Linked DNA regions of Homo sapiens: region 2 is linked to region 1. Evidence: read pairs that join two places in POLR2A ChIA-PET (ENCODE). Cell type or tissue: A673. All regions are shown on one strand. Links, peaks and the distances in the headings refer to the core of each region. The heading gives the core; the rest is flanking DNA.

What was found. ChIA-PET counts read pairs that join two places held together with the same protein. Peaks named below come from ENCODE experiments on the same cell type or tissue, not always from the same donor. Only the 100,000 strongest peaks of a DNase experiment are listed, where the experiment ranks them.
Region 2: POLR2A ChIA-PET joins it to region 1 with 13 read pairs; 2 of 35 experiments call an interaction of 5 or more read pairs at or near these places.

Annotation. Positions count from the first base shown.
Region 1 is chr2:219,518,477-219,532,074 of GRCh38, forward strand. It overlaps ASIC4 (acid sensing ion channel subunit family member 4), which reads left to right. Exons shown (of 10, transcript NM_018674.6): 2 at 13,282-13,426; 3 at 13,525-13,598. Among named protein-coding and RNA genes, the nearest start is that of ASIC4-AS1, 8.2 kb to the left of the region's middle. RefSeq lists enhancers at 4,434-4,934, 4,935-5,435. In A673, for the core only: CTCF peaks have their summits at 2,995 (motif pointing left) and 5,057 (motif pointing right); DNase peaks (open chromatin) are centred at 2,965, 3,795 and 4,375; H3K4me3 peaks cover 370 bases; H3K27ac peaks cover 882 bases.
Region 2 is chr2:219,672,693-219,688,735 of GRCh38, forward strand. It overlaps the pseudogene DNAJB6P3. Among named protein-coding and RNA genes, the nearest start is that of LINC02832, 49 kb to the right of the region's middle. RefSeq lists enhancers at 1-393, 11,319-12,518, 11,655-12,218, 11,995-12,289, 15,039-15,602 and 2 more. In A673, for the core only: no CTCF peak of the experiment used is centred there; no DNase peak of the experiment used is centred there.

The DNA of each region.
Region 1 (13,598 bases), core at 538-8,537:
CTGCATGGTGGCTAGCTCCAGCTAGTTTACCTCTGCTCCTCTCTTCTCCCTCCCCTCTTCACTCAGTCTCATACCATCTCACTCCCGCCCATTCTACCACCTGTATGTCCCCCACCCCCAGCCTTGTAGACAGCTCTCCCTTCCTCCCTGATTCCTGCCGCCATCTGCTACCCACACCCCCTTCCTCCAAGCCCCAGTTCTACCTTCCCCACTGCGGCCTGCTCTCAGCCTGCCCTCTTACTAAAAGGCAGAAATCACTCTTTCTCCCTAGGCTTCATTTCTTGAGCTGTAAAATGCAAGGGTGGCTCTAAAATTCAGCATCTCCTCTCACCTGGGGACCACCAGGATTCGAACCTCGGCTCTACGCATTAAGCTGTGTGGCCGTGGGGAAGCCAAAAAGCTTCTGTGAGCATCGGTTTGTGTATTCTTTTTTTTGTTTGTTTTTTTGAGACAGAGTCTCGTTGTTGCCCAGGCTGGAGTGCAGCGGCGCGATCTCGGCTCACTACAGGCTCCGCCCCCCGGGGTTCATGCCATTCTCTTGCCTCAGCCTCCTGAGTAGCTGGGACTACAGGTGCCCGCCACCTCGCCCGGCTAATTTTTTGTAATTTTAGTACAGATGGGGTTTCACTGTGTTAGCCAGGATGGTCTCGATCTCCTGACCTCGTGATCCGCCCGCCTTGGCCTCCCAAAGTGCTGGGTGTATTCTTTAAATAGGATATTAGAACCTAAAAATTGGGGGTTGTTGTGAGGATTAAAGAGATGCTCCTAAAGAGCTTAGCACACTACCTGGCACACACATCGTATACTCTGTGTAAGCGTCAGCTGTTATAAATGCCGCCACCCCAACTGCTGGCTATCTTTAACCTGACTGTTGTCAGCACCACCTACTGGTTTCCGACCCATGTGCTGGCATCTTCATTACTCTCCATTACCTAGTCATCGCCCCGCTTTTGACCCTCTGGCCCACACCCTCCTCTGCCCTGTACTAGCATTTCCATTCTATCCAGCCCTCCAAAATATGCATGCACGTGTGCATAGGTGCAGGAGTGCGCACACACTGTCTAGATCAGTGCTGCCAATAGAACATTCTGTGGTGATGGACACGCTCTGCACCTGTGCTTGTCCAACTTGGTAGTCACTAGCCACATGTGGCTGTTGAGCACTTGAAATGCGATTAGTGCGACAGAGAAAATGAATTTTACATTCAAATAGCCATACGTGGCTATAGGCTGCCGTGTTGGACAGCGCAGCTCTGGATGGCCCTAGGAATGAGATTGTCTGGGTAGGGCAGGGCTGGGATTACAACTGGGACCACAGGATATAAAGGGTAGCTGCGGGCTGTGACTGGAAGTCGGGCCATCTACTCTGTGGGCTGTGATCTCAGGTGGAGCTGAGGATAGGGCCTGTGTCTGGGGGCTGGGGGCTGGGGGCAGTGGGGTGTCTGGAGACACCACGTGAGCAAAGGTGCTTTCTTCCCAGGTGCAGGACATGACCTTGGTCTTTTCCACGCTACTGTCTGGAAAATTGAGGCTGGGGGAGGCGAAGAAACCCTGAGGAGGCATGGGTAGGAGCCAGCCCCACTCCTCAGGGTCCTCAAGGGTCCAGGCAGCCCCGGGGGGCCAGGAGCCTGGGGCCCTGTGGGCGCCTCACTATCTCCATCCCCTATGGGCTCTCCGGTCTCCCTCCCCCTCCCGACCCTCCTTCTCCACATGCTGGTGACTGCCATGACTATTAATCACTCGCCCTGTTCTCTTCCTCTCTACTAATCAGGCACAATTAGACAAGGCCTCTTCCAGCTGGGCAGTCCCTCCCCTGCCCTCCTCTCTCCTCTCCCTGCCCCACCCAGCCGCCAGCCAGGACAGCTCTGAGGCACAGAAAGCATGCAAGCCCTCTCTCTCTCTGGCTGTCCCAGGACCCAGTTTCGGGCTCCTTAGCACCCACTCCTTCTGTCCCAGCGACCTCCTTAGCTCCTTCTCTTCCCAGTGTGTGGTCAGGCCACTACTGACAGTCTCTGCCCTCCACCCCCTACACTTGGCCCTGGGAGGAGCTACTCCACACTCCATCCCAACTCTACATCTTTGCCACTGGGTTGGAGGTTCCAAGGGCTGCCCCTTGCCCCGTTGGCTGTGGAAGGGAGAGGGTGCCCACTGAGGTGGGTTCAAGCCTCTTATCTACCGCACAGGCTTGCCTCTGACTCCCCCTGCCTGTCCAGCCCTCTGTTCCCTGTGGTCCCAGCTTCTCCTGAGGCATGAGCCTTAAGCACATTTAGTTCAACATCTGGTTCAGGGCTGATCCTGCCCTCAGGAGCCAGGCAGGTCAGGTTGGGGTGGGGGGATACAGTAGGGAAGGGTGGGGTCTGAGGAGAACTGAAGACCACTTAGTCTTGAAGGACGCAGCTGCTTCTCAGCCCTAGCTAACTGTTGCCCTGTGTGAGGAGCCCAGCATGGCTGGGTCTTCCAGTCTGTCAAAAGCAGCTCCAAATCGTGATTATTTTAATAGAACAGTAACTGATTTAAAAAATACTGAGGGCTGCCAACCCCTCAGATTGCAGAACCAGGTGCACCCACCCTCCCCACCTTCCACCCCACACCAGCTGCGGCTCAGACCCTCCTGGAGGGGTGCTGTCAGCCTGCCTGCTTGGGCAGTGGAGTGGGTGGAGGGGATGTAAGTGGTGTGGCCTGGCAGGGAAGGGCAGTGACTGTTACTGTCTCAGAGGGCTGGTCTTCAAGGGCAGTGGGAGGGCCATGAGGGACATGCCCCACCCAGCCCCACTCAGCAGCCCCGTGGCCTCTTCATTAATCAGGAATCAGCCCCGAGCTGGGCTCATTATCAGCTCAGCTTCTCAGACACTGCCGGAAGATGCTGATTAGCGTTTGAAGAAATGGCCCCACGTCCTGTCCCCCTCTGATCCTCCCTCTGTCTCCCCTGCCCGCACTCCTTCCTGGACCCCCACCCCTGCCCTTCTGCTTCTTGGGAGGAATCTGCTCCCTCTTGTGGCTGGCGGCAGGGCTGCCTCTGCTAGGTCCAGGCAGGGGGCAGGAAGGATCAGGAATGGAGAGGCAGGGGCACCCAGGAAGCACTACAGGGAGCATTGGAATGCCAAGACCCAAGCTACTCAGTCCCCGAGTCGTCAGTGGGTCCCATGGGCAGGCAGGAGGGAGTGAAGGGGGTGGAGCCTGAGGTGGTCCAGGAGAGATGGACAGCCACCCTGCAGGAGGGGACAGAGGCCGGCCTCAGGCTGCCTCTGAGTTATAAGTTATAAGTATTCCTGAGTTATAAGTATTCCTTGCCCTTCCAGGCTGGCCCTGCAGCCCACCTCCTTTGAGCAGCTGGGAAGAGGAGGTGGGAACGGCCAGCACTGGGGGCAGGAGGCCCGAGGGGAGAAGATCTGCCACGTTTGTTTGTTTTTTAATTTTTTTGCAAATCATGGTGGAAACTTAGGGTCTTCAGAAGGATGAGTGAGGATGGGAAGGCAGGAGGAGGACAGAGGGGCAGAGATCCTGAGAGTGGAGATGGGAAGGTTCAGTGGTGTGTTTTCTAGGAAGAGGTGGGCAGGGGTCTGCACTTCTTCCCCTGGCTCCTAGGCTGGGGCTGGCAGCGCTGGAAATCCAACCCACCCCTCAAATGCTCACCATGCCCTTGGGACACCCGTGGGTGTTGGGTTGGAGGGGGAGCAGTTCCAGAGAGATAGGCACGGGCTGCAGCAGCCGAGGCGGCAGCAAGAGTTCAGAGAGGAGCCACGGGATGATTAAGGGGAAATGGAGGATTGATTTAGGAGGAAAGATTAAAGGAGCTAAATCCGTGGCGCTTGGCTCAGCGGTGACTAAGCGTGGACAGGATAATAGCTTACAAATGTGTGGAAGGTGTAAATACCAAACGGGGGGAGGGGAGGCGGCTCGGCGGGCCCGGAGGGTGGGGTGGGGGCTGGGCAGGTCCCCGGGGAGGGCTGGGAACCCCTGGGCGACTGCCCGGTGGGGTCGGCCCCTCCCCAGTGGGGGCTCACGGGGGAAGGAAACGGGACGTTGGGGAGCCCCAGGTTCCCAGTAGGGGTTCCGTTTCTGGTCGCAGCCTCCCGGGCCTCGTGCTGATCATGTCTCACTCCCGCCTGGCTGGGGATCTGAGGTCGCGGGTTCAAATCCCACCCGAGCACCCAAGTCCCTCAGTGCCCCCGGCCCCGGGCCTTTTGGCCGCTTCAGGCCCGCCAGCCAGGCCCAGCTCCGCATCCATCTCCTCGGGACCCCCGCCCCCGTCGCCCCCTCCCCGGCCGCCGCGGGGGCGGGCGGCGGTGTTTCCCTCCGCGGTGGAAGCCTCTGGCGCTGCTGTGTGCGGAGGTCACTTTGCCGAGGAGCCGGGAGCCGGGGGAATGCAAATGAGGCAGACCCAGGGAGGAGAGCGGAGGAGCCCGCAGGAGATGGGAGGGAGGGCGCTCGGGAGCCGTGATGGATGCCTGGCCCGCGGGAGGGAGCGGAGGGCGGCGAGGCGCGCGAGCCGGTGGGTGCGGCCCTCTGGGTGCGGGTGGGCCAGGCCTGGGCGGCCAGGCTGTGTGTGCGGGAGAGGGCGGGGGGCCAGGGATCCTGGCAGGCGCACACCCACCCACCCACCGTCCCCGCCGCCTCTTTCTGTCTTGTCTCCTGAACTCCCGCCTGGCTGTGGGAGTGTGCTCCACTGTATAAGCAAAACTCTTGACGAGGAACTTTGCATCGAGGGGCGGGAATGTCAGGGAAGGACTTACTTACCAATTCACCAATTAAAAACTGACTTTCTAGGGTGTAAGGCCTAAGCGGTCGCTGCCTGGGGAATGGTTTTGACCGTTTACCTGGGTCCCGGAGGCCTTCATCCTCCCGTTCTCCTCTCCCGTGGAAGCGCGGCGCCCGCCGGGGACCACAGCCTTCTTCCACGGCCCCCAGCCCTCCCTGGCTCCTAGGGCTCCCCTGTCCCTTCCACCACAGCTCACACATTTACATTTGAACAAACACCTCAGCCATTGCCTCCTAGATCCACTGTAGGGAGGAAGTGGCCCTGAAAAGCTCATGGGTGGCGGTGGAGGTGGGGGGTCCCTGTATGCACGTGTAGAACTAAGCCTGCTGAGGGCGCTGTGTCTTCCTCTTTCTTGAGTGTGGCATTGTCTGATGCCCCTCCTGGGTGAGCCAGGTGGCTTGTTTAGAGAAGTTTTTCCTGACCCTGCAAGCCAAATTGAGCTCCTGTTCCACCGTGGTGACCTTGGCTAGGTCACCCCATCACTACAAGGATCACAACTAGTAACAATTTATCCATTTGTGTGACTGGTGGATTTGTGAACATGCCTGGTGCAGTTCAAAGTGTTTATGTTGTAAGTGCCCCATAAGCACTTTTTTTTTTTTTTGAGACAGGGTCACGCTCTGTTGCCCAGGCTGGAGTGCAGTGGTGCCATCACGGTGGCTCCCTGCAGCCTCAACCTCCCAGACTCAAGAGATCCTCCCACCTCAGCCTCCTGAGTAGCTGGGACTACATGTGTGAGCCACCATGCCTGGCTAATTTATTATTATTTGTAGAGACGAGGTCTCGCTATGTTGCCTAGATTGGTCTCAAATTCTTGGGCTCAATCGATCCTCCTACCTTGGCCTCCTAAAGTGCCGGGATTACAAGTGTGAGCCACCGTGCCTAGCCCATAAGTACTTTGAATGAATGAATGTCTCTGCAGCCAGACAGCAAGCTCCTTGAGGGCAGAGGCTGTCTGTTTTGTTCTCTGTTGCATGTCCAGCACCAAGCACACAGTGCCTGACACTGTTGAGCACAGGCTCAATGAATAGTGTTGGACAAAGTAAGTGTTGTTTGAACATTCACCAGTTCTTGAGCGCCTACTATTTGTAGGTACTGTGTGCCAAGTGTATGTCACACAGTGGCTATGGGTGGACTCCAGGGCCAGACTGCCTGGTCCCCTGTCAGCTTCCTTATCCTCTCTGTACCTCCGTTACCCTGTCTGTAAAATGAAAACGATAGGACTACTGCCATATAGGAGTTTTGTGAGGGTTAAGGGGTTAATCTATATAAAGTGCTTAGAACTGTGCCTGGCACAGAGGTAAGCACTAAGTAAATATTAGTGGTTGCTATGATTTACGTACATTCTGTCTTTCCTCATAACACCTTTGAAGGGCGCCTGTTGTTACTGCCATTTTACAGATGAAAAATGGAGGATCAGAGAGGTTAATTGATTGAATCTGAATCCCACAGACTTAACTAAGGGCAAGGCCCAGATGTAAACTAGGTTGGGCTTTCCATCTGGTAGGAGAGCCATATCTCAGAGCCTGGGGGTTTCGCTGTGACAGAGCTCCATCCTCTAAGCCGCTCCCAAATTGCAGAGAGAGCCTGCAAGGTGCTTGATGCCCTGTGAGGTTGCGCCCAGTGGGGATCCAAGATCAAAATGGCTGCACTGTCCTGGCAGGAAGCTCCATTCCCCAAAGGGCCTCACCCCTCCCTTGAGCACCTGCCAGGAATCACTGAATTGATCTCTAATCCTCTCATGTAACTTTAGGAGGAGGAATTACCATTCCCCTTTTACAGATGAGCAAACCGAGGCTCAGAGAGGTTTAATCACACATCTGAGGTTGTTTGTCCAAAGTTGGTGGGAGAGGCTGGATTTGAACCCTGTTCTGTCAGCCTACAAAATATATGCCCCTTTCCCCATGTTATGAGCCTCCTGTGTATCCATTTCCAGCACCACATAGTGATCAATCTCTGCCCTAGCTTGGTTCATGCTGGTCTCTACAAAACCTTTATTACTGGTGCACGTATATGACTGCACTTTGCAAATGCCTTTCACATACTTCCTCTCTTTTGAGATGTACAACTAATCTGTGAAATAAGCAGGGATTTCTGTCTCTACTTGACACATGAAGAAACTGAGGCCCAGAGAAGTTGATAAATCACTTTACTAACCTAAGTCACACAGGCTATCTGTGATGGAGCTGGAGCTGAAACCAGGGCCTGCTGACTCCCAGGGAGGTGATGTTGGCCCGTGAACCTGGGGTCCACTTCTGAATCTGCACCTGTTTTCTGCATGCCCTTGGATCTGAACCTTGCCGTCTCTAGGCTTGTTTCTGCCTTTGTACAATGAGTGATTGGACTGAGTGACCTCGAAGTTCTGAGCAGCGCAGACACCTCAGGCATTTTGGTTGGTGCCATCTTCCTTCCTCTGCACCTGGAAAGGATAGGGAAGGAAGAGGCTTTGAACCTGGATACTGGGCCACCCCTGAATAAAGCTAGGCCCTGGGAGCTGTTCCACCCCAGGGTGCTGGTCACAGTCCAGGGCAGATGAAGATGCACCCCATTCCACTGGCCCTCTCTGGACCTAGGGGCAGAAGAATTCATTCCAGGGGTACCTAAGAGAGAGGCATGGGGGTGGACCCCATCAAGGGGAGAGCTGATAGAATTTGGGGGAAGGGATACCATGGAAGAATGTCAGGGGAAGTGCCGGGACCAGAGGCAGGGTGCCCAGAAGGCAGTGGAGATAAAGCCCAGGCCGAAGATTAGCTCTGGGATTAGCCTGGCCTCAGCATCTCCTGGCTGCTTCTTATCTCCTGGAGGCCCAGGGCCCTCCCCCTGCCACAGCTCTGAGCCCTGGCCCCGCTAATTGCCTGTTAACCCTGTGGGCTCTGCGAGGGAGGGAGGATGCAAGCAAGCCAGCCAGGGAGAGAGCTTTCTGGAGAAACGGAAGCTGTGAATAGATAGAGTTCCGAGGGCTGAGAGAAGCCACTGCTCTCAGGAGGAGCAAGCTCTGGACAACTCTCTCCCAACCCCTCATCACTGTCTCAGGCAGACCCTGAGAGAGAGGGGCCAGGGAGAAGGAGGTGGAGGGCACCTGGAGAGGGGTTCCTGGCATGTTGGGTCAGGGTGGGGAGCCTCAGGCCCAGGGAAAAGTCTAGGAGGAAGACAAGAGGCTGAGACTCGACAGCCAGACTAAGGGATGGATAGAGAAGAAAGCAAATAGGATAGAGAGTGCAGTGGGCAAGGGACAAAAAGGTCAGGGGGCATCCAGGACAATGGGAGAGAAAGAGGCCAAGGGGATGGACAGGTCAACAGAGGGCAGGGGCAGAGAAACAGAGTCCAAGTGGATAACTGATCAGGGGCAGGGACAGACGGGTCAGGCGGATAGAGAAGGACTCGAGAGACAGACTGAGATCAGGAAACAGAGGCTAGCGAGGCAGACAGACCCAGGCTGGGGTTCAGGCCAACACTAAAGGGGAGGTGATCAGAGAAGGACAGGCAGGTGCTGGCCAGAAGGAAGGTGGGGGAGGGGACCTGAGTGTCAGTGTACAGCACAGACATAGTCCTGTCTAGGAGCTGTCAGCCAAGGCCGGGAGGGGCTTTGGGAGGACACATGCCCCAGCTAGGGCCAGGAGCGTGGACCTGGAGCTAAGGCAGAGAGAGAGGGAGGGCCAGACCAAAGGAGGACATGGGGGTCTGAGATGGGGACACGGCCCAGAGGCTGAGAGCTGGTGATCTGGAGATAGCCCCTCTGCCATCAGGACACTCCCTGGCCCACGACCTTCCCCTTTCCGTGACCGGACCCTGGACTCTCAACTCCTTTGCATACTGCCCCCTCTTCCTGGGCCAGTCCATGGGGAGGGAGCAGTGGACAACCTGTGGGACCTTGTGGCAGAGCTGCCGTGCCGTCTCCATGGAAGAAGCTGTGGGCTGTGCTGCCACCAGAGTTCTGCCACTTAGGAGCTGATGGCTCCACCCACCCCTGCCTGCCTGGCCCAGGGACTGTCTCCTGGGCAACGCTGTGCTCTGACCAGCAGTCAGGACTGACCCGGGCTGTGCAGGTGGCCTCCTCCTGCCAGTCTGGCCAGTCCGTTCCCTGCAGAGTATCCCTGAGACCCAGACAACTTCCACCCATCTCCCTTTGTCACCCCGACTCTGCACAGCCACCTTGAGGGTTTGTGTGCCAAGGAACCACCACCCTCGCCAGCTGGGCATTCGTTCTGCCCTGTGTAGGGTGGGCTCGGTTCCATGTAGCATGTGTCTGTGTGTGTCTGTTGGAGGTACCAGGTAGGGACGCTGCCCCAGCCCCTCCGAGAGTCAGGAGCCTCCAAGAGCCATTCATTCACTGAACACCCACCAGGTGTTCTATAAGCACCTACTGTGCTTTGACCTGGGGTTCAGTTCTGTTTGAATCTCGGCTGTCATTTATTTGCTGTGTGCCCTTAGCCAAGTCACTTTCCTTCTCTGAGCTTCAGGTACCTAATCATTAAATGGGGGCAAAAATACTTAGCTCATATGGGTTTCTTGGAGACTCAAAGGAGAAAATAGATCAAAAGCACCTATCACAGGACTTGGTACAAAGTCGGGATGTTTGATAGTGTTTGCTTTCCTTCCTCCCACCTCATACCTCCTTCTGCAAATCTCGCTGGGCTCTGGGGATGCCAAGAGGGAAACAGGACTCCTGGTCACATGGAGTTCATGGTCCCATGGGTGAGGCTGAGCTTCAGAGACACCACAACGGTGCCTGGCAGTCAGGGCTCCGCCGAGGTGGTGCTGAATGCTGAGGGACATGAGTGAGGAGCTCATAACGTGGGTACCCCACGTCGCCCATGCCTTCTTTAGCCTTTCAACTGGAGCATATACGCAAAACTGGCTGTGTCAGCAAGAGCTGATTCTAGCATCTTCTTGGTTTGAAATAGGAAGAGGTTGAGTACTTTCAGATTTCTACAAATACTAATATATGCCTCCCATCAGCATTTCCCACACCACCAGGACCCAGGAATTTTGTTTTTCTGTTTTTTTGAGACAGAGTCCTGCTCTGTCACCCAGGCTGGAGTGCAGTGGCGTGATCTCAGCTCACTGCAACCTCTGCCTCCTGGGTTCAAGCGATTCTCCTATCTCAGCCCCCTGAGTAGCTGGAACTACAGGAGCCCGCCACCACACCCAGCTTATTTTTGTATTTTTAGTAGAGACGGGAGTTTCACCATATTGGCCAGGCTGGTCTCAAACTCCTGACCTTGTGATCTGCCCTCCTCAGCCTCCCAAGTGTTAGTGTTGGGATTACATGCGTGAGTCCTGGGGTCTGGACTTTTTGTTGTTGTTGTTGTTGTTGTTTTTTGAGATGGAGTCTCACTCTGTTGCCCAGGCTGGAGTGCGGTGGTGTGATCTCAGCTCACTGCAACCTCCACCTCCTGAGTTGAAGCGATTCTCCTACCTCAGCCTCCTGAGTAGCTGGGATTACAGGTGCCCACCATGACACCCAGCTAATTTTTGTATTTTTAGTAGAGATGTGGTTTCACCATGTTGGTCAGGCTGGTCTTGAACTCCTGACCTCAAGTGTTCTGCCCTCCTTGGTCTCCCAAAGTGCTGGGATTACAGGTGTGAGCCACTGCACCTGGATGGGATAGAGGAATCTTGCACCAGGCCCATTTCAGAGTTCCTCCACCTCCAGTGACTTGCGATAAGAGCACAGGTCTAGAGTCGGGCTGTCTTGCTGGGTTCTCCTCCTTTACCTAGTGCCTTTCTACTCACAGTGTGGCCCATGGACTCTCAGCCTTGTCCAGCTCCCTCCCCACATCTGTTCTACCAGACTCTGCACTTTAAAAAGATCCCCCTGATTTGTGTGCACAATAGTGTTTAAGCCCTGGGCTTGAAAATCTTGGGAAACCAGTTGAATTCTCTGAGCCTCCATTTCTTTCTCTGTAGAATGGGGAGATAATAGTACCCACCTCACAGGGTAGTTGTGAGGATTCATCCAGATAGAACATGTGAAGCGTTTAGCACAGTGCATGGGGCATACTGAGTGCTCCTGAGCTGTCCATGACACCCACTCCTGCCCCACAGATGGATACATAGCAGGGAGGAGGGCAGGGGTGATACCTGTGGGGTCAAGGACTTGAATCTGGGAGCTGGTAAAGGTGTGTGGGGGATGTTGAGGGAAGGAGAGGACTTGGGGGACAGGAAAGGAATTGAAGAGAAGCCGATATGGAGAAGAAAGGGTGAGGAAGGTACAGAGGAACGATGCAGGAGGGAACGAGGAATGGGAGAAGAGAAAGGGACGGGACTGGGGCCCATTCCTGTCTCATCTACCTGGATGGGGCTGGGGCAGGAGCTGGATCCCGAGGTAGGCTAGGCTTGGAGTGGGGGGTGCCAGCAATGGTTTGCAGGAGCAGCTGGAGCCTCGCCCCTCGATGAGGTGCACCTCTCCTTCTTCCCAGCTGTGTGACTTTGGACGTCACTTCACTTCTCTGAGCTGTGATGTCCTCATCTGAAGTAGTTGGGATAACTACACCTAGCTGGTACTGAGGGGATGTGTGCAACGGTAGACGGCACTGTGTTCTGTAAACTCAGGGTGCTTTGTTTGTGGTGCACACGTTTTTGTTTCGGGAACGGGAGGCAGGGTGGTTGGGTGGTAGAAGAACTGTGGGAGAGGGGAGGATCAGGGCTGCGACTCCCAGAGCACTGCAGCAGGGTGGTCTACTTCTCAGGCATGGGGACTTCACCCTGCCCCCTAGGAGGTCTCAGGAGGACTCTCAGTTGGTTCGCTGCCCTCCACCCAGCCTCTCTCCCTTCTGCACTCCCCCTGTGTAGCCAGGCATTCAGGATCTCTTTTTCCTTCCACACCGCTTCCTGCCATTTCTTCCAGCTTTTACCAGTGGGAAATGTTCCCAAGGAGAGGGGAGGGGGAGCGGGAGAGAGTGATTGAGTGCGCCGACCCCTTGCCCTCAGGGAAGGTGCTGCCTGTGATGGGTTTGACCCAGGGGCTCGGCTCTGTTAGGGAAGCCTGGCAGGGGGGAACTAGAACCCGCCTCTCCCTCAGCCTGTTCTCCACCCCTGCCGCTGCGCAGCTCCTGGTGGCAGCTAAATCCCCAGCGGGAGCCTGGGCTTCCATCTCCGGGGCGCCAGCGCCATCTGCTGTCCATGCAGGAGAACTCTCCGCAGAGGAAAAGGGAGCCGGGCTTCTGTGCGGCAGAGACTGCTCATTCAAGTGTCCCTTGTGCCCTGCACTGGGCCAGAGGCTGGGGACACCAGACAGGCTCCTGCTCCTGTGCGGCATACATGCTCATTGAGGGAGATGGACAATGGACAGGAGACAAGTAGATGAACAAGATCATCTCAGGTCTTGATAAGTACCTTGAGCAAACCAACAGACATGTGGATGCATGGACGGTGACACTGAATGTGGCCGTGTGATGTAGGAGTGTGACATGCTGAGGCTTCAGTGATGGGCAGCTAGCCATACCATGAGTGTGTGTGCGGGGGCATTCCAGGAGAGGGGACAACAACAACAAAAGCCCGAGGAGAAAAGGAGTCCAGGTGTCTGAACTTGTCACAGACATGTGGGGGAGGTGGTGGGAGAGGCAGGCAAGGGCCACATCACATGGGCACTTTTGGGTTAGGGAAGGAGCATGACTTCATTATGTGGGAAATGGGAAGCTATTGTTGGGTAAGTCAGTTAGTGGTTTCATTGGATCTGAGCACTGTGGACTGGGCACCATGGCTTCCGGTAGGGAGGGGCAAGGGTGGACCAAGGTGGGAGAGCAGTTAGGAGGAGATGGCAAAATGAGGGTTGCTGGAGAAGGAAGGAAAGTGGATGGATTCTAAATGTATTTCAGAAGTGGGCTGGAGGCTGGATGTGGTGGCTCATGCTTGTAATCCCAGCACTTTGGGAAGCCAAAGCAGAAGGATTGCTTGGGCCCAAGAGTTCAAGACCAGCCTGGGCAACATAGAAAGACCCTGTCTCTACAAAAATAAAATAAAAAGTAAAAAAAAAAAAATTAGCTGGGCTTGGTGGCATATGCTTGTAATCCCAGCTGCTTGTCAGGCTGAAGCAGGAGGATGGCTTGAGTCTGGAAGGTTGAGGCTGCTGTGAGCCGAGATCGTGCCACTGCACACCAGCCTGGGCAACAGAGCAAGACCATATCTCAAAAAAAAAAGAAGAGAAAGAAGTGTCCCAGGACTAGCTGTTGGCTTGGATGCAGGAGTGATGGAAGGGGAGATTTCAGAAATTCCGACTTGAGAAACTGGGTGGATATAGTGGGGTGGTTTACTAGGGTGGAGGAAAACGGTGGGGGGAAGGCAGGGTTTGGGAAGGTGTTGATGTGCTGTTGGGTTGGAGATGCTTTCTAATCATCTAAGGGAGGCCATCAGTAGAAAAGTTGGCGCTGATTGGAGAGGCTGGGCTGTACATTGCTTGCTAGGATACGGGACTGGAGTGTCCAAGCAGATCTGGTGGCCCTCAGCAGGGAGCAGGGAACTTCGGAGTTGCCTTGGCCACTCCTTTCATCTCCCCTCCTGCTCTCTCACCCCACCTCCCAGGTCTATACTCGCTATGGGAAGTGTTACACCTTCAACGCGGACCCGCGGAGCTCGCTGCCCAGCCGGGCAGGGGGCATGGGCAGTGGCCTGGAGATCATGCTGGACATCCAGCAGGAGGAGTACCTGCCCATCTGGAGGGAGACAAGTACGCAGGCCGGAAAGGGACAAGGGCCACCTTGGGGACTGGGGCCTGGGCCCTCTGCCTGGGATGGGTTTCCAAAGGTCCCCATCTCTGCTGTGCAGATGAGACGTCGTTTGAGGCAGGTATTCGGGTGCAGATCCACAGCCAGGAGGAGCCGCCCTACATCCACCAGCTG
Region 2 (16,043 bases), core at 3,438-11,437, 160 kb after region 1:
CTGAAGCCCCCCCACTCTCACTGGCCCAAGAAAAATGACAGGTTTTGTCTTTCTGCCTCTCTTCCATGCTTCTCTTTTATCTGATTCCTCTGATCTCTATTCTCCAGTACTGTATGTCTATTCTCCCATTCTGCCTTATCATTTGCTGGTCTTTAAAAATTTATATAAGGTCCTCATTAGAATTTAAAAATGTTTCTGCTGGGTGTGGTGGCACACACCTGTAATCCCAGCACTTTGGGAGGCAGAGGTGGGTGAATTGCTTGAGCCCAGGAGTTCGAGACCAGCCTGGGCAACATGGCAAAACCAAAAAATACAAAAATTACCTGGGCATGGTGGCATGCACATATAGTATAGTCCTAGCTATGCAGGAGGCTGAGGTGGGAGGATCACTTGAGCCTGGGTAGTAAAGGCTGCAGTGAGCTGAGATCATGCCTCTGCATTCCAGCCTGGGCAATAAAGTAAGACCCTGTCTAGGAGAAAAAAAAAAATTAAACATTTTTTCTTCATGTAGATTCCGTACATTTCTTATTAGGTGTATCTGTATGTAGCCTTTTTGTTTGTTTTTACTTTTTTGAATTGCTACCTTTTTTTTTTGAGACAGTGTCTTGCTTTGTTGCCCAGGCTGGAGTGCAGTGGTGCGATCTTTGCTCACTGCATCCTCCACCTCCTGTGTTCAAGCGATTCTCGTGCCTCAGCTTTTCGAGTAGCTGGGATTACAGGTGTCTGCCACCACGCCCAGCTAATTTTTGTATTTTTAGTAGAGACAGGGTTTTGTCATGTTGGCCAGGCTGGTCTTGAACTCCTGACCTCAGGTGATCCGCCCACCTCAGCCTCCCAAAGTGCTGGGATTACAGGTGTGAGCCACAGCTCCCAGCTGATTGCGGCTTTTTAAATGGGATTTTTTTCTTTCATTTTATTTTCCAATCAGTTGTGTGTATGTAGCAAGCTATTGACTCTCATACATACATTTTTATAGCTAGCCATCTTATCGAATTATCCTATTGATTTTAACAGTTTTGTTTTTGTTTTTGTTTTAACTCTATTCTCTTTGGTTTTCCAGGTGTAGAGTCAAAACTAGTTGCAAATAATTATAATATTATCTTCTCTGTTATGTTTATGACTTTTATTCTCCCATGGCAATGGTGAGTTTCAGTGCTGAACATGGACATTTCCTGTCTTCTTGGGTTTTCCATTTGGTTTCTTCTGAGAATTCTGCTTCTCTGATTTTGTTTATGATTTGGGATATTGAACCTGAGTTCTGACCTGGGCTCTCACTGGTTCTGGGGAGTGAAGGTCAGGGGCTCAGAGGATCCTTAGAATTGGGGGTCCACAAGGCTGGTGGACTGTTTAATCCTCTCCTCCACGTCCACAACTCATATCCCTGTCCCATCGTCCCTCCTCCTTCCTGGTGCTTCCTCCAGCTTGACTTGTAGTCTTGGGAGCTTAGCAAGTTGATTTTAGGGAAAGGAAAACCAAGAAAGGAATGGTTACAAAACTCTAGGATTATTTCAATGGATGGATTTTATAATTAGAGAAATACACTGTGGATGTATTTCTAAGTATATTTTTGCATTAAAAAATACAACTCAAGCACTATTAGGTGCCATGAACAGAAATCAAACTCAAGCCAGCTTACATTTGGAAAAGGCAAATTCATTGACTCCTATCACCAAGCTGCAGGAAGCCTGGGTTGTTGCTTAACTTACTCTCATCCCTGCTTCCTTTGAGGACTGACTTAACTCTCAGGCTGGCCAGTACCCTAAAGTTGGTACCACGGTGTGGGCAGCTCTGGGGCTGCCATCTTAATTCTAAGCACCTGAATTGCTTATCTCATTTAATCCATGACATGAACCTATGAGGTGGGTCTTGTTATCCCCATTTTACAGATGAAGAAATGGAGCCTCAGTGAGGACCCTTCCCAAGTTCACAAAGCTGGTAAAGAACTTTGGGATCTGGAGTCAACTCTGATTGAAGAGCTTGGGCTTTTAGCCCTGTGCATTCTCCTGCCCCTCCTCTTGAGAGCAGAGAGAAAAGAGCTCTTCCCACTCACTCCAGTTGGGCTGGAATGGGCTCAGATTGGCCTGGTCGTTTGCCTATCCCTGGGCCAATTACTGATGTCAAAGGGATCAGTCTCTAGGATTAGCCCAGCCAGGGCTATAGAGAACCAAATGGAAGTAGAGCTCTTTCCCAAATGAAGCGGGGGTGTTGTTCTGGGAAGGCGAAATAATAAATGGCCCCTACAACTCCCAAGCCCAAACCCTCCACTCTAGGTAGACCAGCTATTTCAATGCTCTGGGAACAAGTCAGGCACATTCCTGCCTCCCCATCTTTGTGCCTGTCATTCCTTCTCTCCGAAATGCCCTTTTCTCCTACATCCTGGGTCGAATGTCCCTTCTTTTTGTGTGTCATACCTTTCTTTAGGTAGCATCAAGCTTCCTCCTTTCTCCTGAGTTTTGGGGAGTAGCTCTACAGATTTTTCCCACTATTTGATTGATGAAAAGGTAGTTTTATTTTCCAAAGGTAAAAAAGGAACAGCTTCCTCTACTGACTTTTCTATGATCTTGCTCTCCCCTTCGAACTTTCCAGCTGATGGAACTTTGCTGGGAAAAAAAAGCAGCTCAAGGTGCCTGTGCCAAGATATTAGCATATACTGCCCCAGGCAAAGACACCGCTGGCATGCTCCATCTGTTTTTGCCAAGTTCTGTTATGTAAGTGACAGCTGAGGGTATCTTTTAAGAAGCGTAGTGTTTGTGAATGATGTGTCTTAATAGAGGAACAATGAGACACACTGGCATGCACAGCGTGCTTTGTGGGAGCAGGTTTTTTGCTGGAGGGTAATTTGGAGGGGAAAAGATGTTCAGGAGGAATAGCAGTTAAGGTGGGGTGGTGGGTAATAGTGACAAGAGGGTTCTTTTCATTTGTGAAGGGCTGCCTGTGGGCTGAGCCTCCTCTGGGCATCTCTCTTGGGGCAGGGCAAACACACTCTTGAGAATCAACTGTGAGGAGTTTGCTGGAGTCCCCAGCACCTGCTCTTCTCCCACCCAAGTTAGAGACCAGTCCATGTTTAGCCCCCTGGGGACTCTAGATATTATCTCTAAGCTTGGAAGCAAGGAATTCACTTGGCCAGTGTGGTGGTTGTAAAACATAGCTCCTAGATTCTTTGGCACTTTTCCTATCTGGGATGGAGTCTATGACCTTTCCTCTTGATTCTGCTTTGGCCAATAGAGTATGGTGGAAGGGCTAAGACTGAAAAGGCCATGTGGCTTCCCCTTGGTGCTCTGATAGTGTTTGCTTTCTAGAGACCCCTTCTCAGAAAGCCTTCTCTCTAACTCAACTGCCATGTTGTGAAAAGCCGAATCCACGTGGAGAGGCCATGTATAGGTGTTCTGGCTAGTCCTTAGGCCATCCCAGCCCAGGCACTAGACCTGTGAGTGCAGAAGCCACCTTGGAAGCCCCAGACATCGTGGAGAAGAGAAGAACCATCCCCACTGTACCTGAATCCCCACAGGAATTAGGAACAAAATAAAATGGTGGTTGTTTTCTGTCACAAAGTCTTGGGGATACAACAAAGATGACGGAAACAGTCAGAGTCTCTTGATGTCAGCTATAACCGAGGGTCCCAGAACCCCCTTCAGCTTTCTAGTGCCAGAGAGTCAGGAGTTGTGTGATGTTCTGGGTAGAGTGGGGTTCTTTGCAGGGAACTGGGATCCCGGGACATCTGATATTATTTCGTAAGGGCTTCTAATGCATATAAAAACGATGCCATCTTGTCCAGGAGCGTTTTCCCAGCTTGGAGTCTGCTTCGCTTCCCATGACATTTGGGCACTCTGCCGTACCCTATCAGCCTTGATGGAAAATTCCAATGGACCTTTTTCTCTACAGATGTATTTATTCTCTAAGAAGCAAGTTCCAGCACCCCATGCACAGGGTTTGCCAACCATCTGGAAGGTTTGATCTCAATACCTTTCTTCCTCCTGCCATATTGTTTATCTCCTGGTCACTGAGTGTGATACTGAGTTTACGGAAGCTTGAGGGATTTCTGCCAGCCAGGGAATCAATAAGTAGTGGTTGAGTGATTATGCTTTCTAAAGGCTTGTGGAGGAAAGGAAGAACTATATGACTCAGTCCATTCTCTCAAGAGCCACAAACATGTAAAGTAAAATAGTACAAAGATTATAATATTTCCAGCATTTATATAGCACTCTTATCTAAGAGAGTGGGTAGCAGGTACTCTTCATTTTCTGTGTGTGTCTGTCTGTTGGAGTTTAGGGACCTCTTTTTTTTTTTTGAGACAGAGTCTCACTTTGTCGCCCAGGCTGGAGTGCAGTGGTGTGATCTTGGCTTTCTGCAACCTCTGCCTCCTGGGTTCAAGCAATTCTCTGCCTCAGCTTCCTGAGTAGCTGGGATTACAGGCGCCTGCTCCCATGCCCGGCTATTTTTTTAATATTTTTAGTAGAGACGGGGTTTCACCATCTTGGCCAGGCTGGTATTGAACTCCTGACCTTGTGATCCGCCTGCCTTGGCCTCCCAAAGTGCTGGGATTACAGGCGTGAGCCACCGAGCCTGGCCAGGGACCTCTTTTTATAATACATAAGATTATAAAGGAAGCTGATCATATTGTAATATGGCTGTCCAAACACTAAAAAACCAAACAAAATCAAATTTGTGAATGTAGTAACAGTTTATCTTTTGTATTAGCCCATTAAATAATAAAACCTAGCAATAGTTTTATAATCACCCTAATATTGAAGTAGTTATGAGTATAAACTATATATTTTAGACACTGCAACAACTGTAGTGTGACATGAAATATCTGTGGTTCTGTTGGTGACAAAGTCACAGGTATGTTAATACCTCCATGTGAGTGCCTACATTCTAATTGAGAGAAATGCTAAATTTTAATTAGAGGTTAATGCAGGCAGAAAGGGGTCCATGGTTTGTAATAAATTTAAAAACAATGAAAAAATTGAAGTTGGTCTTGCCGTCTTTTATTTTTTATTTTTTTGAGACAGAGTCTCACTTTGTCACCTAGGCTGGAGTGCAATGGTGCAATCTCGGCTCGCTGCAACCTCAGCCTCTCAGGCTTAAGTGACCTTCCCACCTCAGCCTTCCGAGTAGCTGGAACTACAGGCACATGCGACCATGCCTAGCTAATTTTTGTAATTTTTGTAGAGACAGGGTTTCACCATGTTGCCCAGGCTGGTTTCAAACTCCTGGGCTCAAGTGATCCTTCTGCTTAGCCTTTGAAAGTGCTGGGATTACAGGTGTGATCCACCACATCTGGCCAGTCTTGATTTTATTATCACTATGTACCATTGGCTTTCAAGATTGTCAGTGGCCAGGCGCAGGGGCTTATGCCTGTAATTCCAGCACTTTGGGAGATGGAGGCTGGCGGATCACCTGAGGTTGGGAGTTCGAGACCAGCCTGACCATCATGGAGAAACCCCGTCTGCACTAAAAATACAAAATTAGCTGGGTGTGGTGGCGCATGCCTGTAATCCCAGCTACTTAGGAGGCTGAGACAGGAGAATCACTTGAACCCAGGAGGCGGAGATTCAACAAGATCGGGCAACAAGAGTGAAACTCCACAAAAAAAAAAAAAAAAAAAAAAAACAACAAAAAAGATTGTCAGTGACAAAATACATCCCTGCAGGGGGCCAAAGGTTCCCATTGCTTGTCTTCCTCACCCCCATATGCCACTGAATAGAGATGTAATTCTGGTATCGTTGTTTCCCCATCTAAGTTCAAAGACACCTAAATCCTATCCATGGACTCCAGGTTACAAACTCTTGTTGTATGGTGTGTCATGGTATGGGGGGTGGGCTTTAGAATCAGACAGGTCTGAGTTTGAGCCAGCTGTGTTATTCATTAGTTATATGACCTTGAGAAAATTGCTTAACCTCTCTGAGAATCGGTTTCCTTCTCTGGATAACAGGGTATAATAATGGTGCCCTTCCCATCATTGTTGGGAGGATTCCCTGAGATTCTAAAGTGAATGACATGGTGAGCACTGTGTTCGGCCCTTGGAGAGGGCTCCATCAATGGTGGTGGAGCTGACCGTCATTGTAATGGTTGATCTTCCCATTGGCGCTGTGCAAAGGTACTATTGCCTTGGTTTATCAGCTGAGAAAACCAGTCTTCAAGTCTGCCGAGGTGTTCTGATGGGGCAGGAGATGCCTGCTGTCCTGCTGTCACCCAACTGCCAAAGAGAACCTGATTTGCTCTTTCTCTCCACCATCCTGCCCTCCTGCCATGGTGGGCACCAAGTTGCAGACTCCAGGACCAGCTACCAGGAGCCCTGCTCGGGCCAGAACTGACCTAGGATAGGAAGGGTTTCCCTGGATCAGTGGGAGCATGTAGGTAGGTTCTACTGCCCAGCGGGAAGGCTATGCTGGCATTCCAAAGCCCTGCCCTAACCCTCCCCTCATATGAAGTTCCTTGACTTTGGAGATCACTCCCTCTTAGAACCCTTAAAGCCCTCCTGGCTGTGCCACTCATCTGGCACTTGATGTACATGCGGATGTGGTCATTTTTCTTACGCCAGCTGCTCTCCTCAGTTAGATCATAAATGGATTGAGGGCAGGGAATGGCAAGATAATTCCTGTGGATGGAAGGAATTCTGTCTTCCTCCCTCTCTAGCTGAAAGCCTTGGACATAATAAGTGCTTAGTGAATGCTTATTGAATGAATAAAGAAAATCAATGGTGAAAGGATGAATCACAGAATCATGGCTCCTGGGTGCACTTCTTAGAGCTGGTTTTGTACTTTGCTGCCCGGGTCCCGGGCCTGTCTGTGTTGTCATATATCACTGAGCCTCACAGGATGTTTGCAAACACCTTGGGAAGTGGGCAGGGCAGCTAGTGAGGCTCAGAGCCAGAATGCCACTCCAGAGGCCTGACTCCAGGGAAGGTGTCTTTTCCACTTTACCTGGATGCCTTTGTCCCTTAGGGCTGCTATAACAAAATACCATAGACTTGGTAGCTTATAAACAACAGGAATTGATTTCTCACTGTTCTGAAGGCTGGGAAGTCCAAGAACAAGGCAGATTTGTATCTGGTGAGGACTCACCTTCTGGATCATAGATGGTGCCTTCTCGCTGTGTCCTCACATGGTACAAGGGGTGGAGGAGCTCTCTGGAGCCTCTTTCATGAGGGTACTAGTTCCATTCAAGAAGGCTCTGCCCTCATGACCTAATCACCTTCCAAAGGCCCCACCTTGTAAAACCATCACACTGGGGATTAGGTTTCAACACAGGAATTTTGAGAGACACAAGGATTCAGACCACAGCACCAGAATGCGGCTGAGAGCTTAAAGTCTCGGCAAGCACTGGCCCTGTACCCAGAGGTTAAGATTTAATTGTCTGAGTGGGGTCCCTAAAACTTGCCAGGTGGTTGTATCCCACCACCCCTGACTGAGAACCACTGCCCTACTCCAACATGGAGGTGGACCAGGCAGCATGGGGGCTTTCATGGGCATGAGTCCCAGCTCTCCTACCCACTATCTGTGTGATCCTGTAAGTGACTTGACCTCTTTGAGCCTCAGTTTCCTCATCTGTAAAATGGGGACAATGATAGCGCCCAGCCTCTAGGTAGGTTGAGGAAATTGAATGAGACAATGTGTGAACTGCTCTTAACATGTCATAAGTACTCAACAAATGGTAACTGCCATTATTATTATTATTATTATTATTATTATTATTATTATTATTCTGTTGACATGCATGAGTGAAGGTGGAGGAGAGCCTCTGGCCATAAAGCTGTCCCTGTCTTGTGTTTCATGTAGGTCTGGACCCAACATCCCAGCACACATGAGCACCTTGTGCCCAGGAGAGGGCTGCTTGGCTGTCTCCAGCCCCTGTACCCAGCAGGCCATGGAAGTTTGAAACTGTAACAAATCATTTATTATCCAGGAAGGAGGGATGTAAAGGGAGAGACTTCTGCATTTAAAGCATTTTTACTTTATTAAGAGTCTTTCTGATGTAAAATATGCTCACACAGTCACTTTCCACGGCAACTACATTACCATTATTTTCAGCACTCTGAGGAGAAAATGAGATTAGGTGTGGGGAAGCGGCTGGAGTAGGGTGAGCATTCGAGGGCTGGATTTAAATCCAATTCTGCAGGTTGAGTCTGTGTTAATGCAATATTATAGGATTTGGAGGCAAGGGCCTCTGTGGCTTAATCCAAGGTTCTCCAACATCTGGGTCATTGGCAATGTCACTGCTGCTTTTATTCTAACTATATCGAGAGAATAGTCAGGGTGAGAGCTAATTCTGAATTCCCACAATTGGTTGCCTTTAAGGCACCAAATAGGCACTCCTGCCAGCAGAGCTTTCTTGATCACAAGAGACCTGAAATAGAAATGGTTTAACCCTTTCTGGATGATTAGACAAGGCAGGGGAGTCCACATCCCCAGTATCTTTCCACTCCTTTCAGATGAATTTCAAACAGGAGAGCTTAGAGATCAAAGAAGGATGCACATTTAATTACCCCACTGCAGCCACAATCTGCTCAAACTGCCAGGAGGCCCCATGAACATGAGCAAGTAGCAGCGCCACAGTCACCAGGCATAGATTTATCAAAGTCTCATGTGCTGGGCTCTCTGAAGGGTGTAGTGATTGAGAACTCAGCCCCTTCCCAGAGGGAGCTCAGATTTTAGTAAGCAAAAAACTGTAATAAAAGATACAACTGTGACCAGGGCCTTGAGCAAGCAGGGCAGTGACTATTCTTAGGCTGACCTAATAGCCGTTCCCTATCTCCTTCTTATTTTCCTTGTCTACTCTAGGGGACTTAAATCCTCATTTCCTGCCCTCTGTTGCAACTAGTCAGTGATGATGTGGTTTGGGGTCATGAATTTTAAGTGGAAGTCTGCTAGTGGGTTCCAGGAAAACTTCTGTTCTCCGGATTAAAAAGGAGGAAGCAACTGGTCCTCCTACTTCTCCTTTATTCTTGCCTGGAAAGCAAATATGATGCCTGGATGTGTGGCAGCCATCTTGCAACCGTGAGGCTGAGAAACGGGTTCACCAATAACCAGTCACAAGAGAGGACCCCCAGTGCTTGGAGGACGGCAAAGACTATCACTATGCCAACCACCATGACTAGGATTCTGAACACTTCTGCCCATTGCATTGCGGGCTGTAGTTTTACCAATTGCCTGAGTCCCGTGAGATAGAACAGACTCACATGCAACAAGTTACAGGAAATGGATTTATTACTCAGCAATAGTCAGCAAGGGACAAAGAAGACTGGGAGCCACTGTGAGCCAGTCCCCTAAGGAGTGTGAATGTGTTCAAGAAAGCTGCCCAGGGTGGATGGAGTTTCCACTGCTTGTGCCCTACTTTCATGGCAGCTGAGGGCCCCTAAAAGATAGCTCATTTCCAGTTAAAAGCCTCAGGGGCTCCATGACTCACCGAGCAAAGCTCGGAAGGACATCCTACTTCCAGGGAAGAGAGGAACAAAGTGTGGGCTGTCCTGAACAGTTCCCTCTAACTCAAGATCTTACATTCCCCAGGAGAAACAGGAAAAGAGCCAAGCTCTTTCAGGCAGTCCTATCTCAGGATGTTGCATTCCAGCACATTCTAAAGTTATCCTGAGAACTACATGCAGAAAGGAAGGGGCTAGGAACTGGGTCTTCCAAGTCCATCTGGGGACTGTACCAGATAAAGGCCACTGTGGAGATGCTGTCCCTGATATTGTCAGGCCCCCAAAGCAAAGTTGGCAGCTGCCTTCCATGAGACGACCTCTTATGTGAGGAAAAGAAATCCCTATTTATCTAAGCTTCTGTAGTTTTGTGTGCCCTGAGGCTCAATGTAATCCTGATACAGACACGGAAAAGTACAGATTAAGTGTCAGGGGGCTGTCCAGGTGGGACAGGGGAGTTGGCACAGGAGAGGTAAGGAAAGACTTCATGGGGGAGGTCGTGGCATTTGAGTGGAGACTTAAAAGACTTCAGGGTTAAATATGTAGAGATGGGAGGAGAGTAAGCCATGGCGTGGGCAGAGGCTGATGTGGGAAGCAAGAACCGCTGGGGAAAAGAGGTGAGCAGGTTGCAGAAATGAAACCCAAGCCTGAGTGAACAACAAATACTCGTGTGATTGGGAAGCCCAAGGCTGGACTCACTTCAGACATGTTTGTATCCAAGAACATACATTTTATCGTTGGGAGTTTGTTGCCTTTTCAGCTCTTCTTTCTGCCTTTGTCCTTGAAGAGCTGCCTTTGAGCAGCAGATAGGATGACCAGTAGTCGTGTCAGACCCACATTCTTCCAGCTTAGGAACGTGTGTGGAACGAGAAGGTTGGACTTCTTTTTTGTTTGTTTTTAATGCATCAAACGCATTCACATTTATTTTCGTTTTTTAAAGCAAATAATAAAGACCCAGTTTACTGGCTTTACTTTTTTAAACCTAAGCTTAACATGACATACATAAACAATTGTCAAAACGAAGTCATCAGCATTCATGCACAATTGAAAAACATCCTTAATGTGTATTAAATCAGAAAGTATTACCATTAAAGCATGAATATCTTTCACTACTAAATACCGAATAAAATCGAAATGATTTCTGTAAGAGATTCATCCTGGCAATGTTAATGTCATAGCAGGCTGATACTACTTGACTCACATTTCAGACACAACGGAAAAGCAGGTCCATGCTGGTATCAGTGTATGATCTTGTCCTACCACTAAAGAGTCAAGGCTCACCTTGGAGTAAGTTTAATAAAAAAGCAAAGTGCAAACAGAGATTTACAACAATTTTAAAGACCAAAAAAAAATGGTCTCTGTTATGGTTTGGCTCTGTGTCCCCACCGAAATCTCATCTTTTAGCTCCCATAATTCCCACATGTTGTGGGAGGGACCTGCTGGGAGATGATTGAATCATGAGGGCAGGTCTTTCCTGTGCTGTTCTTGTGATAGTGAATGGAACTCATGAGATCTGATGGTTTTAAAAACAGGGGTCTCCCTGCACAAGCTCTCTCTCTCTTTGCCTACCTTCCATGTAAGATGTGACTTGCTCCTCCTTGACTTCCACCATGATTGTGAGGCTTCCTCAGCCACATGGAACTGTAAGTCCAATTAAACCTCTTTTTTTTCTTTCTTTTGTAAATTGCCCAGTCTCAGGTAAGTCTTTATCAGTAGCATGAAAACGGACTAATACAGTCTCAAATAAACTCAAAAGTCTATGACAAATAGGGGCTCTGATGAGCTGTTTTTAAATACTTTAGATTAGGTGCAACTATACTGAAAGGCAAGTTTGTTTGAAATCGTCAAAAAATTGTTCCTGTTAATCTTCAAATGGTGCTTGTTGTAGTTGAACATTTCTGTTAAATGTGTGCATTGAATTGCTTGTTATCCAAGCTCAGCTGCTGCCTGCCCCTCACCATGTATTGTTAAAGACTTTATTTAACTGGCCATCATTTAACTGGCTGTCATCTTCAACTTCTACTCTTTCTTGACAATTCTCTTTGTTGTGGTTTTTCTGCTGTTAACCATTTTAGTAGAAGTTGATATCAATTTGAAGTTGCCCATCCCACTACCACCAAATGACATGGAAGAGAATGAAGTGAGGCCCCTGTGACCTAGTGACCTGATTGAAATAAATCCTGTATCAAAAGAAGAAAATCCACTTCCAAAAGATGGAAATCCAGTGAAGGCAGAGAAAAATGACCACATCCCTCGGCCTCTGCTTCCTCGGGGATCCCCTCCAATTCCCAAAAAAGTCCTCAAATGAATCTTCAAAGGAGTTGAATGAAAATGGGTCCCTTCCACCAAATAGTTCCCTGAAGACATCACCTGGGTTATGGAATGTGAAGCCAAGCTCACACGGACTGACAAAATGACTTCTATCTCCTACCTCCCTCATTTAATACTTCTTGGCTGTAATTGTCACTTTTTTTTTTTTGCTGTGGATGTCTTTTTTTTTAAAAAAAGCATCTGGTAGCACCTCATATGGCTCAGTCACTTGTTTGAATTTTCTCTCTGCTTCTTTCCTCTCAGGGTATTTTTTTTTTCTGGGTGCCAATTCAGGGCCAGTTTCCAATATGCCTTTTTAATGTCCTCAGGTGAGGCATGTCTCTGCATGCCTGGAACTTCTTGGTAATCCACCCTGTTTTAGCAGATTGCTGGAAAGAGGAGGCAGGGAGACAGCCCAGGTCTCCTCTGGGCTCCCGCACACTGTGCTGGTGGTGGCGGTGGCAGCCCCTTGTGCTCTCCTTTCTCTTTCGCCTCTTATCCATGTATCTGGCCTTGACAAGATCACCATTGGCCTGGGTTGGCTGATTCCCGATCAATTCACCACAGACAGAGAGATCTGGGGACCTCTGAATCACAAGTGTGGGCAGGGTCTCCACCTGAAACGTCACCAAGTGTTTGATAGCCTCAAGGGGCCACAAAGAGTGAGGGTGAGTTCCCCAAAGGGTCAGGAGAAGACAGTGGGTAAAGCATCCTGGGTAGACTAAACCACAGTCTTCTATAAGCAGGTAATTTAGGTGCAGCTGAGACAGACAGGTAGTCAGGGCTCGCCGGAGCGGCTCGGATCCACCTACGCACTGGGAGGAGGGTGGAGCCACGGAAGCTCGCACTATTTGCAGTGGGGAGGAGCTTGGCCTCTCCTGTTCTGGGTTGGTACCCTGGGGATTCAATCTGTGAGGCAGGAAGCCAGCTAGTAGGACTTTCACTTTGTTGGGAGTTCCTATTTCCTTTTTTTCCTCTTTGCCCAATAAATTCAATTTTTCTCACCCTTCAAAGTGCCTGTGAGCCTAATCTCTCCTGGCTATGTGACAAGGACCCCGTTTTTAGCTGAACTAAGGAGAAAGTCCTACAACATAACTAGATGAGGTTACGGCAGGCACTAAATCTGCCCCGAGTGCTTGACTCAGCCTCACTTGATCCGCTGCAACAGCCTCCCCTCTGGACTGAGATGGTGAGCATCAGCCAAGGCAGGACTCGGCACACGGTGCAGTCAGCAGCCTCTCCAGGGACATGCCAAGGTTTCCAGGAGGCCAGTCTTTGCTGGAAATTTCTCAGTGACCACTTTTCCCCCTTTCTTTCTTTCTTTTCTTTCTTTCTTTTTTTTTTTTTTTTTTTGAGGTGGAGTCTCACTCTGTTGCCCAGGCTGGAATGCAGTGGCGTGATCTCGGCTCACTGCAACCTCCACCTCCCTGGTTCGAGCAATTCCCCTGCCTCAGCCTCCGGAGTAGCTGGGATTACAGGCGCACGCCACCACGCACAGCTAATTTTTTTTTTTTTTTTTTTGTATTTTTAGTAGAGACAGGGTTTTGCCACGTTGGCCAGACTGGTCTCAAACTCCTGACCTCAGGCTAACTGCCTGCCTCGGCCTCCCAAAGTGCTGGGATTACAGGCGTGAGCCACCGTGCCTGGCCTTCCCCCTTTCTTTACCTGCCTTCCTGTTGGATGGATACATGGCTATTTTCTTACTGTTAGAGACACATTCTCTCTCTCTCTCTCTCTCTCTCTCTCTCTCTCTCTGTCCATCTCTCCTCTCCCTTTGTCTCTCTCATTAAAGCAAATAACATAGCAGGAGGAATGGGAAAAGTAGCAAATCCCAGGCTAGTCTCATCATTTCTGGGCTGAAATGGAACCACTTGTGGTGTGTGGAATCGTGGCATCCGGCATGCCACATTCCCTGCTCCCTGTTGTCCTGCCCTGTCTGTCTGCTACAATCACCTGGAGCCCCTCCCTCAACCAAGACATCAACAACAGAAACAAAACTGCTTCCTCTGACCAGCAGGAAATTTCCAGGTGAACACACTCTGGCTTAAGTAATTAGGCAAAGAATGTGGCTTTGTGCAGTTGTGGAGAGACTCAACTTGCTCTTAGAGTCTTTGTTTCTGTTCAGTCCCTGGAGTGCCCCTGCTTTCACTGCTGTCCTTTGCCACTAGACCGGGCAGAAATCCGCCTTTTTCCTGCATTCCTTCCACTGTTGTTGATTCAGCTCATTTTACATACCAAGGCACCTTTCCTGATTCCATTCTTTGGCCAAAGACTCCCTCAGAACTTTAAGAACTTTAAGCCACCAAATGCAGCAGGCACTTTTTTTTTTTTTTTTGAGATGGAGTCTCGCTCTGTTGTCCTGGCTCACTGCAACCTCCACCTCCTGGGTTCAAGTAATTCTTCTGCCTCAGCCTCCCAAGTAGCTGGGGCTATAGGCGAGCGCCACCACACCCGGCTAATTTTTGTATTTTTAGTAGAGATAGGGTTTCACCATATTGGCCAGGCTGGTCTCGAACTCCTGACCTCGTGATCCGCCTGCCTTGGCCTCCCAAAGTGCTGGGATTACAGGCGTGAGCCACGGCGCCTGGCCAGCAGGCACCTCTTATGCTTGCTTTGAAAATATACTTATGAGGTTAGTGCCCATCTTCCTGTCTTATGATTCGAATCCTTTCCTTCTTTCTTCCCTAATTCCTGTTCTTTTTCTCTCATGACCCCTGGCTACCCATTAGCCTTTGGAAAAATTCTATTATGTTTGCCTGTTTGTTTTTTTCTTTTTAATGTATATGTTACCAGAAAGGGGTCCCAATCCAGACCCCAAGAGAAGGATCTTGGATCTCACACAACAAAGAATTTCAGGCGAATCCACAGAGTAAAGTGAAAGCAAGTTTGTAAGAAAGTAAAAGAATAAAAGAATGGCTACTCCATAGACAAAGCAGACCCGAGGGCTGCTGGCTGGCTATTTTTATGGTTACTTCTTGATCATATGCTAAACAAGGGGTGGATTATTCATGAGTTTTCTGGGAAAGGCGGGGGGTGGGAGGATTTCCTAGAACTAAGGATTCCTTTCCTTTTAGACCATATAGGGTAACTTCCAGAGTTTGCCATGGCATTTATAAGCTGTCATGGTGCTGGTGGGAGTGTCTTTTAGCATGCTTATGTATAAGTAGTGTACAATGAGCAGTGATGATGACCAGAGGCCACTTTTGTCACCATCTTGATTTTGGCAGGTTTTGTCCAGCTTCTTTACTGCATCCTGTTTTATCAGTAGGGTTTTTGTGACCTGTATCTTGTGATAATGGTCCTGCCAACCTCCTGTCTTTTTTTTTTTTTTTTTTTGAGACGGAGTCTTGCACTGTTGTCCAGACTACTGGAGTGCAGTGGCGCAATCTCGGCTCACTGCAAGCTCCGCCTCCTGGGTTCATGCCATTCTCTTGCCTCAGCCTCCCGAGTAGCTGGGACTACAGGCGCCCGCCACCATGCCCAGCTAATTTTTTGTACTTTTAGTAGAGACGAGGTTTCACCGTGTTAGCCAGGATGGTCTCGATCTTCTGACCTCGTGATCCGCCCACCTCGGCTTTCCAAAGTGCTGGGGTTACAGGTGTGAGCCACCGCGCCCGGCGTAACCTCCTATCTCATCCTGTGACTAAGATTACCTAACCTCTTGGGAATGCAGCCCAGCAGGTCTCAGCCTCATTTCACCCAGCCACTGTTCAAAATGGAGTCACTCTGGTTCGAATGCCTCTGATGTGTACAAATCTATTGTGCTCATTGAAGCTTGCCTTTTTATACACTTCTTGGCTCAGAGAAATACTTTTTTTGGAGGCAGCAAATGTAGCAGAAAGAACAGGCAATTCTGAAGCAAGAAGAGTGATATGGTTAGGCTTTGTGTCCCCACCTAAATCTCATCTTGAATTGCAAACCCCGTCATCCTCACAGGTCAAGAGAGAGACCAGGTGGAGGTAATTAAACCACGGAGTGGTTTCCCCCATGCTGTTCTCGTGACAGGGAGTGAGTTCTCACGAGATCTGATGGTTTCATAAGGGGCTCTTCCCCCTTCATTCGGCCCTTCTTCCTCCCACCTTGTGAAGAAGGTGCCTTGCTTCCCCCTCACCTTCTGCCGTGATTGTAAATTTCCAGAGGCCTCCCCAGCCATGCTGCACGGTGAGTCAATTAAACCTCCTTCCTTTATAAATTACTCATTCTCGGGAAGTTCTTTATAGCAGTATGAAAACAGACTAATACAAAGAGTTTTCTGTGTTAACTCCCGGCACCGTCACTCACTGTTGTGACCTTGGGCAAGTTGCTTAAGCTCTCT